Regions from separate parts of the Homo sapiens genome. Here all the other regions are linked to region 3. The links are chromatin contacts, found by Hi-C or POLR2A ChIA-PET in ENCODE. All regions are on one chromosome and are shown on one strand. The core of a region is the stretch at or near the end of the contact, and the rest is flanking DNA. Distances in the headings are between cores, read along the strand shown. Region 1 has its middle 140 kb from the start of LINC01713. Region 2 has its middle 32 kb from the start of LINC01713. Region 3 has its middle 81 kb from the start of LINC01713.

The links. Hi-C counts contacts between places; a loop is a spot of excess contacts on that map. ChIA-PET counts read pairs that join two places held with the same protein, here RNA polymerase II (POLR2A). Pooled maps may share reads with other maps.
Region 1: POLR2A ChIA-PET joins it to region 3 with 14 read pairs in MCF 10A. The contact joins two enhancer-like sites. A Hi-C loop is called at or near these places in 1 of 168 maps with a recorded cell type or tissue (gastrocnemius medialis), 3 of 37 single-sample maps with no recorded cell type and 2 of 50 pooled maps. POLR2A ChIA-PET finds 5 or more read pairs at or near these places in 3 of 52 experiments (BJ, GM12878 and MCF 10A).
Region 2: a loop to region 3 is called in a map of astrocyte of the cerebellum, with 2.9 times the contacts of the local background. The contact joins two enhancer-like sites. A Hi-C loop is called at or near these places in 5 of 168 maps with a recorded cell type or tissue (Calu3, adrenal gland, aorta and 2 more), 5 of 37 single-sample maps with no recorded cell type and 5 of 50 pooled maps. POLR2A ChIA-PET finds 5 or more read pairs at or near these places in 4 of 52 experiments (Caco-2, HEK293, MCF 10A and 1 more).

Annotation. Positions count from the first base shown.
Region 1 is chr20:6,590,153-6,593,522 of GRCh38, reverse strand. No RefSeq gene overlaps it. Among named protein-coding and RNA genes, the nearest start is that of LINC01713, 140 kb to the left of the region's middle. RefSeq lists an enhancer at 1,631-2,830. Within about 2 kb of position 2,087, at least 4 of the 41 ENCODE cell types and tissues checked have a DNase peak (open chromatin) inside an H3K27ac peak, as active enhancers do.
Region 2 is chr20:6,702,493-6,705,604 of GRCh38, reverse strand. No RefSeq gene overlaps it. Among named protein-coding and RNA genes, the nearest start is that of LINC01713, 32 kb to the left of the region's middle. Within about 2 kb of position 1,349, at least 9 of the 41 ENCODE cell types and tissues checked have a DNase peak (open chromatin) inside an H3K27ac peak, as active enhancers do.
Region 3 is chr20:6,653,337-6,656,935 of GRCh38, reverse strand. No RefSeq gene overlaps it. Among named protein-coding and RNA genes, the nearest start is that of LINC01713, 81 kb to the left of the region's middle. Within about 2 kb of position 1,940, at least 4 of the 41 ENCODE cell types and tissues checked have a DNase peak (open chromatin) inside an H3K27ac peak, as active enhancers do.

The DNA of each region.
Region 1 (3,370 bases), core at 838-3,337, 64 kb after region 3:
AATGTGGTCTTCTGCCTTAGTCGCTCTTGTCCTGTGCTGCTCCCCCAACAATAGCTTACCTTGTGATGAATTCTGACTTACCATTAAGGTATCCCCCTGGACATCACTTCCTGAGATTGGTGCCTCTCCTATGTATTTCTGAATGTGTCCAGTGCTACCTGCTTATTAGTTGGTGCACCCCATTTCTAAGCTGGTAAGAACCATGCCTTATTCACTGTTATATTCCCAGCATCTAAAATCCTTCCTGCCACATTGTAAGGGTTCTGCAAACACTTGAATAAATGAATGAATAAATTACTTTCTATATAATAGTTCAGTAGTTCTGAATGTGTGGCCCACAGATCAGCAGCATTAGTTTCACCTAAAGACTTGTTAGAAATGCATTGCTGGGTGTGCTTGTGCATGCCTGTAGACCCAACTTCCTGGGAGGCTGAAGTGAGAGGATTGCTTGAGCCCGGAAGTTGAAGGCCAGCTTGGGCAAGAATGAGACTCTATCTCTTAAAAAAAAAAAAAAAAAAAAAGAAAGCAAGCAAGCAAGAAAAAAAAAAAAAAATTCTCAGGCCTCTCAGCAGACTTACTGAATCAGAAATTCTGGGTGTGGGGATCAGCAGTCTTTATTTAAGAAGCCCTCTAGGTGATTCTGAGACATTTTAACATTGGAGAACCACTATTTTAGAACAGTGGTACTCATCTTGGGCTGCAGGTTACGATCACGTGGAGTGTTTCTTAAAATGCTTGAACCAGCTCCCCCCACCTTGAGTTTTGTTTTGTTTTTTCATTCAAATAGGTTCATGTGGATTCTAGAGTACTTTTTTTAAAGCTCACCAAGTGATTCTAATATGCAGCTGGGGTTGAAACCACTCTCTTAAATTTTCCATCTCCTCCCTCTGTTCCTACCACACACACATGAAATTACCTATAAAATGGGCACTGGTTTAGTGTCACTCTGCCAGAGACTCTTGCCTTCCCCATGGTAATGGGATCAGGGCCCTGCATCAGATCCAGCCAAACAGCCAAAACCTCACTATTCAAAGTGTAGTCCAGGGAAGAACAGAGTTTGCATCCCTGAGTAGCTTGTTAGAAATACAGAGTCTCAAGCTCCACCCAGACTTCCTGCATCATAATCTGTATCTTAAAAAGACCCCAGGTGATTCCTATGCACATCCAAGTTTGAGAGGCACGAGTCTAGGAGAGAGAAAGCACTGAGCATGGTTTCACAGAGCACAGAAGTCAAATCGTATTTTGCAGGTCTTTATTTCAGGATACAGTATCATATTGTTAAAGGTATTTTGCCATTGGTGGAGCTTCTGAACAGGGCCAGAGCAACCCTTAACGTCATACAATTTCATGGGTTCACAGCATAAAATGAACCTCATGAGTCTTGGCTTCTGTTGACTATTGGGTAGAGAAGGTAACTTCTACATGAGGGTTTGAAAAAACAGACCATCCAGAAAGATCCACACATACCCAACCCAAAATAATACATTATACCTGCTTCTAACCCAATCACATTTATTGAGTGCTTACTATATGCCAGGTTTCATGCTAAGTACTCAACGCACATTAACTTAGTCTTCCCAATATCCTCATGAAGCAGGCACTGTTATTATCCCCATTATGGAAATAAGAAAGGAAGCAGAAACATGGAGAAGTCAGGCACATTTCCGGAGTAAGAACCAGAACTGAAATCTAAACCCATCTTTCTCTGGAACCTGGGGAGTAACCACAACACTATGCTCAACAATTACTCTAACGGAGAAGGAACGATGACTCCAAACAACTGTTTTTTAAACTTTAGCTTAAGAGCCCCAGACTCTTCCTCTAACAATCAGAAGAGCCAGAATTATATAGAATGGTTGCTGTGCCAACCCACAGAAGTCAAATATAACTAGGCAGCAAATTAGAGTAAACATTTAGGAATTCCTTGCATGTGGCACACGACTCCACCCACCCTTCTTGGCACAAGCCAAGACGTTGATTATATGGATCCCGCTGGCATTTCATGTCCTCGTGCGAGTCATACAGAGTATCCTTCTTACTGCTGAATGTGAACATGACCAGACTTATTTGAGTAATTTGGCATGTTATGGTGATGACTCAATAGTGCAGACCAGGGCAAGAGCTCCAGCCTATGCCCTCCCCCACACCCCTTACCTTTTTTTGTTCAATCACCTGGTATAAATAGAGGGAGAAAAGTTGTTTGGCATGATAGTCACGGCTGACGGTCATTTTCTAAGTACTGGGATTTCCTGAAGATAAAAGTCACCAATTGTCCTGGAGCCATTAACTGCAACTGATTCATAAGCCCTGGGAAATACATCTCATCTAAACAGTTTTTGTCAAGTGAGATAAGGCAGGGGAGAGAGGGGAAGGGCATCTACAGGTGCTTATATTTGGAGCAGAATTTTTGTCCCACATATGCCAGTCAATCAGCATTCCATTCTACTGACTGTCTCCCATTAATACAGTGGGGTTTTTACATGTTAACCGAATTTATAGGCATGGGAGTTTCCTGTGAAAATTCCCTGTGCACTGTTCAGAGGTGGGAGCCCTGAATGTTTATATGCTCTTTCTTTGTACTAGGTCAGAAATACTCTCATTACCAGGCAGCATCTGATAAGAGCACTACTGGGCTGTGGTCACAGAGCCTCAGGTGATGGACATTAATGGAGTAACTCAGACATTTCATGTCTGAGTTTGTGGCCCTGTAGGCGTATTCTCAATTAAGAGCATATTATCAATGTTTCTAATTCATACTACAACTTTGTTTGGAATAAGCAAAAGGACTATGTATTAGTCCATTTTCGTGCTGCTGAAAAAGACATGCCTGAGAGTAGGAGGAAAAAGAGGTTTAATTGGACTTACAGTTCCACATGGCTGGGGAGGCCTCAAAATCATGGCACTTCTTACATGGTGGCGGCAAGGGAAAATGAGGCAGATGCAAAAGCGGAAACTCCTGATAAAACCATCAGATCTTGTGAGACTTATTCACTACCACAAGAACAGTGTGGGAAAAACCACCCCCATGATTCAAATTATCTCCCATCAGGTTCCTCCCACAACACATGGGAATTATGGGAGTATAATTCAAGATGAGATTTGAGTGGGGACACTGAGCCAAATCATATCAGATTGCTCATAAACTCATAAACATTATTACTGAAATAAACTTGCCTAAGTTTTTGGAAAGTTAGCATTTATAAAACTTTGCTTGGAGACACAATGAAAAAACCTGATAATCCAAAGCTCTACTGTATTTGCTTTAAGAATCTTTCAAAACTTTTGTTCATATTTTCAGGAAAAGTCTGATTTTGAAATTTATTTTGCACTATTTTGTACTATCTAGACTATTCCTGAGTGTGCATCAACA
Region 2 (3,112 bases), core at 100-2,599, 49 kb before region 3:
TCAAGCTACTTCCTTGCCCAGGTTGGTTCATCAGCTGCCAGTCCACTCTGTTCTGGCTGCACCCATCCTCACCACTTCCTTTTTCCTTCTTATCTGATCATCTCTGGTCTCATCACCAGGCCCCTCTTTGAAGCAGATAGTGTTCAAACTGAACTTTATAAGCTGGGCTTCTTGCAAAGCAATAAAAAGAAATCAAGGGAGAACTAAGTATCACACGTTTCTCAGGCCCTCCAGAGGATTCATGTACAGCAGCCTGGGTTATAAATCTCAGACTCTATCAAACCCGCCTTGGCCCTTGAAGACTCAGTTTGGAATGCATTGTCCTTCCTGTGGTCACTTGTGATAAGATACTATCTGGCCCTATAGCATTCCAACACATTGGGTGAAGAGCAGCTAATTTTAGCCTTGTGTGTTGTACATCCCACAACATAAACTAGGTGAAGCACTGTTAAGAAAGTAACTGCTGATCATTGGGTATACATGCTATGGTTTGCTCTTTTTTTTCCTTTATCTTCATGAATCTTTTCATTTTCTGATCACACTCAGGAAAACACATTCAAGCCTCTGTGCAGGATTAACATCTGAGTCAGGATAAAGCTACGCCATGAACGCTCACAAAAGCCATCCTGTTAAAGAAAATTCTAGAAGCTCCTCAACATGTCATAGCCCCTCCAGTGGACAACACCCTCCTCTCTGCTATTAATATATAAATTTTGTGATAAAACAAAAAATATATGTCATTCTGAATATTTCTGCTTTCCTCTCTTCTCCTCTGCCTTCTTCAAAATAGGCAACACATAAGAGATGAAGTTTTAAACAGTGATAGCCACTGTAGAATGAAGTATGGACTACAAAATAAAATCATGATAAGTTCGTTCCATGCCACGTCACTAGAGAGGAAGGTTATACACAACTAGGGAAAAAAATCTTTTTTTTCCATTGACCCACTCAAAACAAGCTATGACTTCACCAGGGCTGGATATCTGGTGAGTTCCACTAGAATATCATGCTCTGGAATTTAGGAATTAGAGGAAGGGGCCAGAGGAAATTTTAAAATAGACCTAGAGGGTGGTGAGGCCTGGTTCACAGATCTGCTGCGCTGTGTAACCCACAGCCCTCTGGGAACTGTAGCAGTGATGTGTTTTACTTTTCTATTTTGAGCCTGTGACTCACATTACAAATATTGACTTCTATTTCTCTATTAGCATCAGATTTTTTCTTGAATCCTCCAAATTGACTTTGACTATAACTTTGGTTAATATTAAACCTCTTGGGTCAACACATTTTTATAGCTGTGAGCTGCTGCAACCACATGGAGTAGGGATTGGCAAAGAAGCAGTGCAACCAGGATCAGGACACGGAGAGGCTCTTTCCAGGCCTCCCTCCCCCGGCCCTGGACTACCCCGCATACTCCTGCCAGATTCATCTTCCCAAAGCACCAGTGGCATCATGGTTTCCTGGGTAAAAGCCTTCCATTTGGTACCCCTTTGCCAACTGAGGAAGATTTGAATTCCACACCCAAGCACTCCAGGATATGGAAAGGCTTCGCTCTCACAGACCCCAAGGACTTCACCCAAACAAATCACTTCCATACACATACATCATTTCTCCTTTGCCTTAATACTCCAAGCACTTTGGGCCTTTCTTTTGATACATAAGTCACACATGAGAGTATGTAAATTCTCACTCAGCTTCTCCTGCTGTCTCCACCATAGGCCCTGATATACTCACCTTTGTTCCCTCTAAACACCTAGCACCAGAGCCAGGCACCCAGGAGATAATGAATAAACCTTTGCTGAGCTGAATTCTGTTTCAAAGTTTATCTATTTCCTTTAAGCACATGATTAATAGTGACATGAAGTAATCAAAATAGCTGCACTGCAAGGTGGTTGGAGCAAGATGTCTCAGGGAAAATGGAATGATTTTTGCTAATACCCAGCTAAAAACAAAAAACACACATATTAGTATTATTTTTCACCATATCTGGGATAGAAAAATAAATCACAGCCAGAGTTGTAGTAAGCATGAAAATATAAATTATAATACAATAAAAGTAGAAACCCACAGAGAACACAGCATCCTAACCACCCTTTTACCATGAAGTCTTTTTGAGGATACACTAAACAGAGCATGAGATGTATTTTTCACTCACTTCTACATATTTTCTAGTGTGTGATTGTTAAAGAGAAAACAATGGAAAGTCAGGAAGAGGATGCAGAAAGCAGGAAGAACTGGAGAAAAATTAAAAAGGGAGAGGAATCTAAAAACCAGGTATCTCACAAAACAGAAAAAGAATCCTTGACAACATAAAGTGGATTTGACCTCTCTTTTACGGAACTGAAAGCAACCAGATAAAGTCCAATCCCTTTGTTTGCAGCTGAGAAAACGGAGTGGGGTGGAGGGCCAGGGGGCTAAATTATTTCATTTCCTCAGGGTACAAATACTGTAACTGAAGGCAGACATTTTGGTCATTACGGTTGGAAATACTAAGCAGGTTAAAAAATCAAATGGAGCCCAGGTGCTGCTGATAGAGTCCTTCCAGTTGACAAGTGTTTTATCGTGTCCCTACTCAATACCAGATCCTGAGGATACAGGAGGGAATTCTTGATTTAATCAAAATAAATTCAAGAGTTTAGATATGCCCTTTTTATTCTAGGGGACTGAAAAAAAAGACTGAATTATTCTAAAAGTTGGTTCATATGTAGCATTCTCAGCCATGTTAGGCAAGTCTTCTAATTTTCCACAGGTTTGATAAATGCCTTTAGCTCATATATTATTGCCTAGGCTCAATCATTGATTGGCATTTGCTTTCCTGATCTGTGATTCATCTTTGTGGTATTTCCAATCAATTGCTGATATATTGGTCTCTTTGGCAATGTAGGCCAAGGTGTGAGTGCAGTTGCAGGTGGGCTTCTGTGCCCACTGACCCATCTCTCATCCACTCTCTAGTGTTTCTGCAATAAACATAGTTGACCCATATGCATTTTGGGCCTTTCATCAGCTGCTTTTTTTTTTTTAATCAACTTTGCTTTTTCAAAACACAAATACTCATTTGGTTTCAGAAATATCAAGGAAGCAGTAGGCTATTTTGTCAAATATTTTGTCAAATCAA
Region 3 (3,599 bases), core at 691-3,190:
TACATCCATTACTGTAGTATAATTCCAAAAAAAAAAAAAAATTGGTATGTAGTTGGTTTCCCTTGAAACCCCACATATTTTATCTTATGGATTTAAAACTATCCTCAGGAAGGAATCCATAGGCTTCACCAGACTGTCAAAGGTCCGTCTGCCAGAAGCCCTGGCTTAAAGGGACAGGCAAGCTGTGACACAAGCCAGCCTGTTTTTTACAGCTCTACTGGATCTATCCCAGAGTCTGCCACCTTCTGTCTGCACCTCTTCCCAAGGAAGAGGCAACTGAGGCAGACAACATAGGTGGGGAAGGTCCCCCAGGTACATTCAGCAGCTAAGCTCTTCCTCCTAGGTGTCTTTAGGCACAGACTGCAGCTCATAAACCAAGTCCATCAGCCTAGCCTGCCAGGAAGAATCCATGACCTTGGGCCTGGATTGAGATATACAAGGCCGAGGGATCATCTTCTCCAGGAGACTGGGCCCCCCATCCAGCCTCATGGCTGGGTGTCACCAGGCCCATGACCTGCCTCTAAAGTCACTTTGCAGTCATCTTTTTTTCTTTACTTCCTTCCTTCCTTCCTTCCTTCCTTCCTTCCTTCCTTCCTCCCTCCCTCCCTCCCTCCCTCCCTCCCTCTCTCTCTCTTTCTTTCTTTCTTTCTTTTGAGATGGAGTCTCACAATGCCACCCAGGCTGGAGTACAGTGGCAAAATCTCAGTTCGCTGCAACCTCCGCCTCTGGGGTTTCAGTGATTCTCCTGTCTCAGCCTCCCCAGTAGCTGGGATTACTGGTGCCTACCACCACACCTGGCTAATTTTTCTGTATTTTTAGTACAGATGGGGTTTCACCATGTTGGCCAGTCTGGTTTTGAACTTCTGACCTCAGTGATCCTCCTGCCTTGGACTCCCAAAGTGCTGGGATTACAGGCATGAGCCACCGTGCCTGGCCACAGTCATCTTTTATAGACAGCAATAGAAGTGCTGGAATGAGACAGTCACACTGGCTGAAAAGCAAAGTAATACATTCTTTTACAGAGGGCCTGAGAAGGACAACTAACCTCTCGTTAAAAACAGCAACACTTGTTACAGGCTGAAGGGCTAGGCACTGTGCAAAGGGCCAGGCACTGTTCAAAGTCATTTATTCATCTTCACAAAATCCCTAGAGAGTCAGAGGTTTTTTTCAATGTCCATGTTAATCTCTGCTTTCTAGATGAAGAAAAAGAGGTTCTGCAAGATCAATCAATGTGTAATATTAATATCTATAATTACCAGTAAATAATTATTGCTTATCAGTATTAATGATTTAGATAATTTTGATACAATATTGTTTATTATATTAATTATAGGAAATTATTACTTACCAATAATATTTATAGTAGCTAATAGTATTAACAATATTGCATCCTGACCTATATCAGATCACAGACTGTGCATTGAACTTTCATTTTTTCATATAATGTTAACCAACCCTCTAAGATGGGTTCCATTATTATAGCTATTTTCCAGATGAAGAAATCAGATACTAAGCACTAGCCCAAGGTCCCCAGCAAGGAGCTGGCTTTCCTTGGAGGACTGGTATTTGAACCTAGTCTTCTCTGACGGAAAGCTCACGTGTTCTCCCTTACATCCAAGGCTTCTGGTCCTCACTGTATCACTTATGTTAATATTAATGTCCCTTTAGCCCTACATATTCTTGACTAGTTGGTATTAGGAAACTAGTCATGGGACCTTCCAGGAAAAGGGAGGGGCAGGCAGCTTCCATGGCTCAAAAGCAGAGCTATGGAGCCTTTTCCTTCAGGCCAGAATCTTGCAGACCTTGCTCTACTATTCCCCATGTCTTCTGCAACTTGAGTCAGCAGCTGAGCAAAAGCCACAAAGACAGTCCCAGGAGGTGTGGTCTGACCAGGAATAAACACAGGCAGGGAACATTTGAACCAAAATGCACAGAAACTTGACAACCAGGACATGCCAGGACACGCCAGCTCATGGCTCATAAAAATTGCAACTTTTATTGTGAACATTCACAGTCACCTGATGAAAATAATAATGATAATAATAAAAATACCTGGTGACACTACCGGGGTTCCCTGGGATTGGGGGGTATAGCATTATGCAAGCTCTACTGTGGAGAAAGAGCTGTGAAACCAAAGGCAAAATGGACATTTTCTTGCCCTTGAAGGGAGGACGTGCAGGGTAGGGTTAAGGGGAGGAATTTCCCTGGCTCATTCCATGACGCCGAGACCAAGGTTAGAAACGAACTGAACCACCTTGTAAAAAGCATTATATATAAAGTCATCTGTTTACCTCTGCCGCTGCTGTCACAAGCCCACGTTCCTATCAAGGGTTTAAAGCAAACACTGTAAGCGGCTAAAAGAACAACATCGTTTCTGATTCTCTCCTAAGACCTAATTCACTTACAAAATAGGTTTATGAAGTTGAAATTATGGGAGGGGAGGAGAAAGGGGAAAGACAAGAACCCTTTTATTTAGCATCTTATTCACAATGAAAATTGGCACAGGAGCCAACCACATACATTAACAGAGCTTGGGCAAGTTTAAAGCTTATGAATACATTTCTGTGGAAAAATGTGAATATGGAAAATCCCCTCTCTTATTTTGCCTTTTCCAAAAAAGCAATGAGTTCTGGGCTCAATGTGTATCCATAACCTCAGTTAGAAATGCCAAGTGGGACTGAGCTGGGAGAGCCCAGGTCTGAAGGGAGACAAGAGTCTGCTACCCTGGAAACCAGAGGAGAGGCAGGAAGGAGGCTGCGAACTCACTCTGAAGTCAGACTTCATCATAAATTGCAGAGGGAGGCCCATCCAGAGTATGCTGAGGTTCTCTGCATCTCTCTGGTGATATAGGTGCTTGCTAGAGAAGACTCATTAAAATTAGAAGAGAGGGAAAGAGATCTGTTTCAAATCTTGCTCAGGATACATCAATTAAAATGCGAGTTATAGGTAGGGCATTGCACATAGCAATAACCAGAAGTCCATTATAAAGATCTTGTCATTGAGTTTTATTCAGAGATTTCTTCCTTGAGGAACATTTACATCTTCAGAAACACAAAGTAATTAACCTTCCTAAAAACTGCATTGAAAATAGAAGTTTCTGCCAATATTCTTCTTGCTTTAGCAGTGTTACAAGCATTAGGAAATGCTTTCCTTGACAGTGTCTCTAGCAAAAAAGGGATCTGACAAGTTATTCACAGAGGGGAAAGGAGTTTAGAGATAAACAGACTAAAGAAGTTGTCAACATCTTCAGCACACCATCCATCAGTATATTTGTCTTCCATCCATCCATCCATCCATCCATCCATCCATCCATCCAACCATTCATCCACCCAACCATTCATCCGTCCACCCATCCATTTATCAATCCACCTGTCCTTCCCTCAACAAATATTTATTGAGGGCCCAAAAGGCACTTGCCTATGCATATGCAAATGTCTGTAGAAGGTCTGGGAAAACACTCACAATCCCTGAAACTCATCTTCACTGCTTAGCCTGAAGAGCTACAGCATTGTTGGTCCTGAGAGATCCAGCACGTATAAAGGCTATGAAGTAGGGAAGAGATCACTTATGACACAAATGGAATTCTAAGAAAATACAGA